Regions from separate parts of the Homo sapiens genome. Here region 2 is linked to region 1. Evidence: chromatin loops called from intact Hi-C (ENCODE). Cell type or tissue: B cell. All regions are shown on one strand. Links, peaks and the distances in the headings refer to the core of each region. The heading gives the core; the rest is flanking DNA. Region 1 overlaps LINC02474 (long intergenic non-protein coding RNA 2474). Region 2 overlaps LINC02257 (long intergenic non-protein coding RNA 2257).

The links. Peaks named below come from ENCODE experiments on the same cell type or tissue, not always from the same donor. Only the 100,000 strongest peaks of a DNase experiment are listed, where the experiment ranks them.
Region 2: it touches region 1 in a loop (1.9-fold over the local background); 2 of 110 quality-filtered maps call a loop at or near these places.

What each region holds. Positions count from the first base shown.
Region 1 is chr1:221,983,650-221,986,569 of GRCh38, forward strand. It overlaps LINC02474 (long intergenic non-protein coding RNA 2474), which reads left to right. Exons shown (of 3, transcript NR_149071.1): 3 at 1,112-1,315. Among named protein-coding and RNA genes, the nearest start is that of LINC02257, 6.6 kb to the left of the region's middle. In B cell, for the core only: no CTCF peak of the experiment used is centred there; no DNase peak of the experiment used is centred there.
Region 2 is chr1:221,938,183-221,941,102 of GRCh38, forward strand. All of the region lies in intron 1 of LINC02257 (long intergenic non-protein coding RNA 2257), which reads right to left. Among named protein-coding and RNA genes, the nearest start is that of LINC02474, 27 kb to the right of the region's middle. RefSeq lists an enhancer at 1,308-1,487. In B cell, for the core only: a CTCF peak has its summit at 1,597 (motif pointing left); a DNase peak (open chromatin) is centred at 1,599; H3K27ac peaks cover 369 bases.

The DNA of each region.
Region 1 (2,920 bases), core at 208-2,707:
AATATTTAGTGGTTGCCAGCCATTTCCAAATAATTCTGCTAAATTCTCAGTTTTTACTGTGCTCAAGCAGATAAGTACACAAATAAGTATGACATAGACTAGAAAGTGAACATACATGAAAAAGGTGTGGCCATTCAGAAAAGAAGGCAATGAACTCTAACTGGAAGGATCAGGAAACACTTTGTGGAGGTGACTTTTGTGGTGGGAATTAAAGGATAGGAATGTTTGGAGGTAAAGAGTAGGGAATTCCAAACTCAGGAAACTGTCTGCAGGATGCATCTTGCTGGCAATACTTTGCTACAAAGCTGCCTGAAGAGGTGTCAAGGAAAGCTTCTGGCTGCTAGGTGCTGCTGGCTGCCATTTGCAGTGAAATCTGTATACTAGAAAAGCTACCTGTATTGTAGGAACCAAGTTCTGGAGAAGCTCCTGGGCTGCTAGAACTGGGTGCTGGAGAAACCAGGTATGCTGAAGGAGGTTGATGAAACAAACACACTGTAATCAGAAAGAGAATCCCCTTCCTCCTGCAGTATTCCACCAATAACTTCTACTGACAAAGCTTAACATTATGTCAGCTGACTTAGAAGAAATATTTGCAGGGTCCAGCTGCATTATCCACAGAATAGTGAATGAAGGATGGAGTTGGAGCTGAAAGAAAATAAGCTGACAACTGGCACAGTAAAGTATTTGGCTCCACAGTCTCTACGTATACCCTTCTATACATATTTACACTTCTGTGCAACAATGAAACAACTCTATATTTCACCTAAAAAGATACAGCTGTCTTAAAATGTAAAGAAGTCCTCAGCTTTGCTTTACAGTGAGGAGATGCACAGTCTCAGTTGTCATTATTTTCATCATTGGCTATATATTAAATATTTCTAAAATCCTGTCACAGTCTCTGTTACCTAAAAATAAATTTATAAAATTAACCCACAAGAACTTATATGTAAAATAAAAATAAGAAGAAGAAAATGTTAGCTTATATGAGGGGTCTTCAAAAAGTTCACGGAAAATGTGTATTTTTTATATATATAAAAATAGATGTGTGGATTTCAAACATTTTCGGCACAAAAGTAAACTCGTGCTAACTTGTTATAACATGCCTGAACAGAATCTAATTTGAAGCACTGAGAAGGATAAGGCATCCATTTGAAAAGGACTCCTATATTGCAACATGAATTCTGCTAAAATTGAAGCAAGAACAAACATCAAATTTATGATGAAGTTTGGGTAGAAGAACGATGAAATTAGTGACGCTTTATAAAAAGTTTATTGGGACAATACCCCAAATGAATCAGCAGTTTAAAAATGGATAACTTATTTTAAGAAGAAACAAGATGATGTTGAAGATGAAGCCTGCAACGGCAGACCATCTACATCAATTTGGAAGGAAAAAATTAATCTTGTTCATGCCCTAACGGAGGAAGACTGACAATTAACAGCACTGACAATAGCCAACAATGTAGACAGCTGGTTCACCTTACACAATTCTGAGTGAAAAATTAAAATTGAGCAAACTTTCCACTCAATGAGTACCAAAACTGTTGTACCCAGGTTAGCTGCAAATAACAGCAGAACTTTCAATTGAAATTTTAAACAAGTGGGATCAAGATCCTGTAGCATTTCCTTGAAGAACTGTAACAGGAGATGAAACATGACTTTACAATATGATCCCAAAGACATAATCAAAGCATAATCAAAGCAATGACTGCCAAGAGGTGGAAATGGTCAAGTCACAGCAAAAGCAGATGAGCAATGAGCAAAGGTCATGGCAAAGTTTTTTGGTGATGTTCAAGGTGTTTTACTCGTTGACTTTCTGGAGGGCCAAAAAACAATAACATCTACTAATTATGAGAGTATTTTGAGAAAGTCCGTCAAAGCTTTAGCAGAAAAACACCCAGGAAAGTTTCACCAGAGAGTCCTTCTTCACCATGACAATGTTCCTACTCATTTTTCTCATCAAACAAGGGCAATTCTGTGAGATTTTCCATGAGAAATCATTAGGCATCCACCTTACAGTCCTGGTTTGGTTCCTTCTAACTTCTTTTTGTTTCCTAATCTTAAGAAACTTTTTACCTTAAGTTAAAGTATATAGCTATTTAAGATTTCCTAATCTTAAAAAAATTTTTCTTCAGTTGATAATATGAAAAAGATTGCACTGACATAGTTAAATTCCCAAGACCCTCAGTTCTTTATGAATGAACCAAATGGCTGATGTCATTGTTTATAAAAGTGACTTGAACTTAACGGAACTCATATTGAAAAATAAAGTTTATATTTTATGTTTTTACTTGTTAATTTTATTTTTCCACAAATTTGGAAGTCCCTTGTACATACAATAAGATAAATATGCAAAGTGACCACGGTCTTCATTTCTATAATTGGTTAAGATGCTATTCATAATTGACATCTATGGTTAAAATGCTATTCACAATTGATATCTATGATTTTATTTTTCCATAATCCATTTTATATTTTCATCTTTCTCAGTCAGAACTTCAGCTGTTTGGGGTTCTTTACCTGGTAGAGTGATCCAAACCTTCATTCTTTAAGGGCTCACTTGTTGTTCTGCTTTTTCTGCCTTTTTGTTGTTGTTTTTTTTTTTTTTTTTTTGCTATAGCTTTTCATTAACCTTTACTACTGTGCATAATGGTATTAAAAGGTACCCAGGAGAATTCTCCTTGCCTCTGCTGTGAGCAGTGGCCTGTTTCCCTTGGTAAATTGGGACCAGTTCTTTCAGCCAGTAGGATGACCTCTTTTTCTGCCTGTTGGTTCAGTGGCACAAGGATCCTAAAGTGGCCACGTGGCAACCTCATCTTCCAATTTATTGGAATTATTGTTGTATCCCCTGGTGGAAATGTTTTCTCTCTAGGTCCTAAAACTTCCAAACAAGCAGATCTCACAAATAGCAGAAAAGGAA
Region 2 (2,920 bases), core at 211-2,710, 45 kb before region 1:
AGAACCAGCCTTCCAGGGGGCAATGGTTCATTGTGGATCTAAAAGTACGTATTTTGAGAAGGAACGCAAAGTAGTTGGGAGGCAGATTCATAAGCTAATTGTTTTGGGCTTATTACAATCAATATCAGTTGCCCCAGGCCAAGGCTGCCTTTGCCTTGTCAGGCTGCTGACATTTTGTGCTTGGTCACCCAGCTCCTTGCTCCAAAGTGATACATTATTGATTTTCCTCCTGTCCCATTAAGGCCACCCTTTCATCTCCCCAGGGATAGATGATGCTTTTGCACACAGCTTGCATGTGCCCAGACTCCTTAGTGGGAAAGGCTATATAGGATGAGAAGGTTACCTTTGCAATTTCACACCCTCAGATTCTGTCTGCAGCTGAAGAAAATCCACTGTCACACAAATCATACTACCTGAATTTCCTAAATGCCCTTTTTCATCTTCCCCCATATGTCAACATTTTTTAAACTCAGAAAAAACATTTCTGCCTCCTCCCTGGGTTCCAATCGATGCTGGCCTTCAAACATATAAGGTGAGTTTTTTACCCATCTCTCTCTCTCCTGAACAGTGGGGGATGTTGGGAAAATCCTGGGATTTAAGGGATGACATACCTGGGCTCAAGACATGGCTTCCCCATTTACCCAAATGATGACCTTGGAATCCTTCTTTGAGCCTTCATCGCTTCATCCTTGAGAGAGGAAATAATAATACCTGCCCGATCACTTTATAAAATATTTAAATGAGATCACATGTGTGAAGCACCGAGTCTGGAACACAGTACGTGTCAATGCCTCATCCTTTTCTATTTCTCCTGCTGTCTCTTGGGAGACTGGAAGACTGTGGCCTCCCCAAGGTAGGGGCCACTCATTCCTCATCTTTGTCCCTAGCATCACATTTGGCACAGATTAATGTTTGGGGAATTGAGGACAACAAGGCAGATACACTTTTATAGATAATGACACTGCCTCTTAGAGAGATTCAGTGCCTTGTCCATGCCAAGACCACTGATAGAAATGAGTCTGTTAAGTTCCAGCATTTTGACTCTTTGTCTCATCTTTCATTCACTAAATCTTGGTGCCTTATGTTCACTCCAAAACAATCTGAACGCAACAACTATGCAGACTAAGTGTGTGGTTACTTCCTGACTTTTCCTCAGAGTTAACTAGTTCCAGCCTCTGTTTAATGGTAAACATAGATTTCCACCATAATCCGTACTGGCCCCACCTCTTGTCACCTGCAGCTGTCCTCTTCAACCTTCCCATAGCACAGCCTTCCTAGTTACCAGCAAATGGGAATTTGAAGCAGAAGGTGTTGAAATCATCTCAGCCCACCTCCACGTTACACAGACTTGAGACCCAGGGCTTTTGGGCTTCCATGCCAAGTTTCCAGCTGCAGTTTAGCCTCTTTTCAAACAGCAATTCTTTCGCCAAATGCTTCCACATGCTTCAGTTTCAGGTGTTAATTCTACCTTCTAAATTCTTGTTCTGAATATCAGCCCAGTGGCCAGGCTTCACTACCCAAGAGCTGCCAGCCTGTGGTCTGAATTTGCAAGTGTCTCCTGCATGCTTTCTCATTATTGGCTTCACCCACCTGCTTGGGTCCCTGGTATTGCACCAGCTGGCAGCCCCTGCTGGTGGTGACTGATGTCATAAACCACTACGAGAGCTAGTTGCTTCCCCCCAGACTCTTCTCTGTTGTCAACCAGATTGCCACTTAGCCTTGGTCCAGTTCCCAGTCCCCTCCCCATCTGTAGAGTCTGCCTGCCAGCACACTGCTATGACTTTCTTTTCATAAAATACTGCTTTTATTTATGAGTAGATCTCCTTTACCACATCACCATCTATAAAATACACACTTGCCCCTTCATCTCAACAATGACATTTCCTCATAGTCTCTTCCTACAGTCTTTAATAAATAAGGACTGCATAATACAAGGGAAAATACAGGATTAAAGAAGATAACAAGAAAAAATTCTCCTTCAATCCTCACAAAATCCCATATGCCTTATTACAGATAACTGATGTCAATAAGTCATGTTAATATAATGGTCGAACAATATTTTTTTTCTCCAGGCTTCTGGAGTTGCTCCCCACTGTCCGTTGATAGACTAGGTGTATAAACACATATTTAATTGCTTAATAAGGGCAAGGCCAAGGAAAGAGTGAAGTATATCAAGCTTTCTACTTGTGGCTTATTTGGTTTACTCCTCACAAGTCCTCACTATCATGACATTTAGCCAGAAATCAAAATATGTTCTCAGTATTTCTGAAGTTGGCATTCCTACAGTTAGAATCATGATGCTGGAAGATGTGGGGTTCTCCAGAGCAGGACCCATCCTAAAGTAAAACATATTTTGAGCACACGCCCTAAGCCCAGCCCAAAATGAATTTCAGCATGTGGTTCAATTCTGAGCAAAATTCCGGTGAAAATGCTATCCTTCTTTATTAAATAGGAATGGTAGCCAGGTGCAGTGGCTCATACTCATGGTCCCAATGCTTTGGGAGGCCAAGGCAGGAGAATTGCTCGAGTCCAGGAGTTTGAGACCAGCCTGGTCAACATGGCAATACCCCATCTCTATGAAAAATGCAAAAATTAGCCAGGCATAGCACAGCTGCACACCAGTTGCCCCAGCTACTCAGGAGGCTGAGGTAAGAGGTCAGGAGGTCAAGGCTGCAGTGAGCTGTGATTGTACCACTGCACTCCTAGGTGACAGAGCAAGGCCATGTCTCAAAATTAATTAATTAATTAATGTAATATGAATGGCTTGATTAGAGAGGGAGTGGGACCCTCAATCTTGTCAACCATGAGAGAAAACACCACCCAAGAGCAAATCAGGACCTCAGTAGCAGAGCATGGGCAAACTTACCCCTTGAACTCTTAGTCATCTGCCTGGAGCCAAGGCACCACATACTACCGAGCA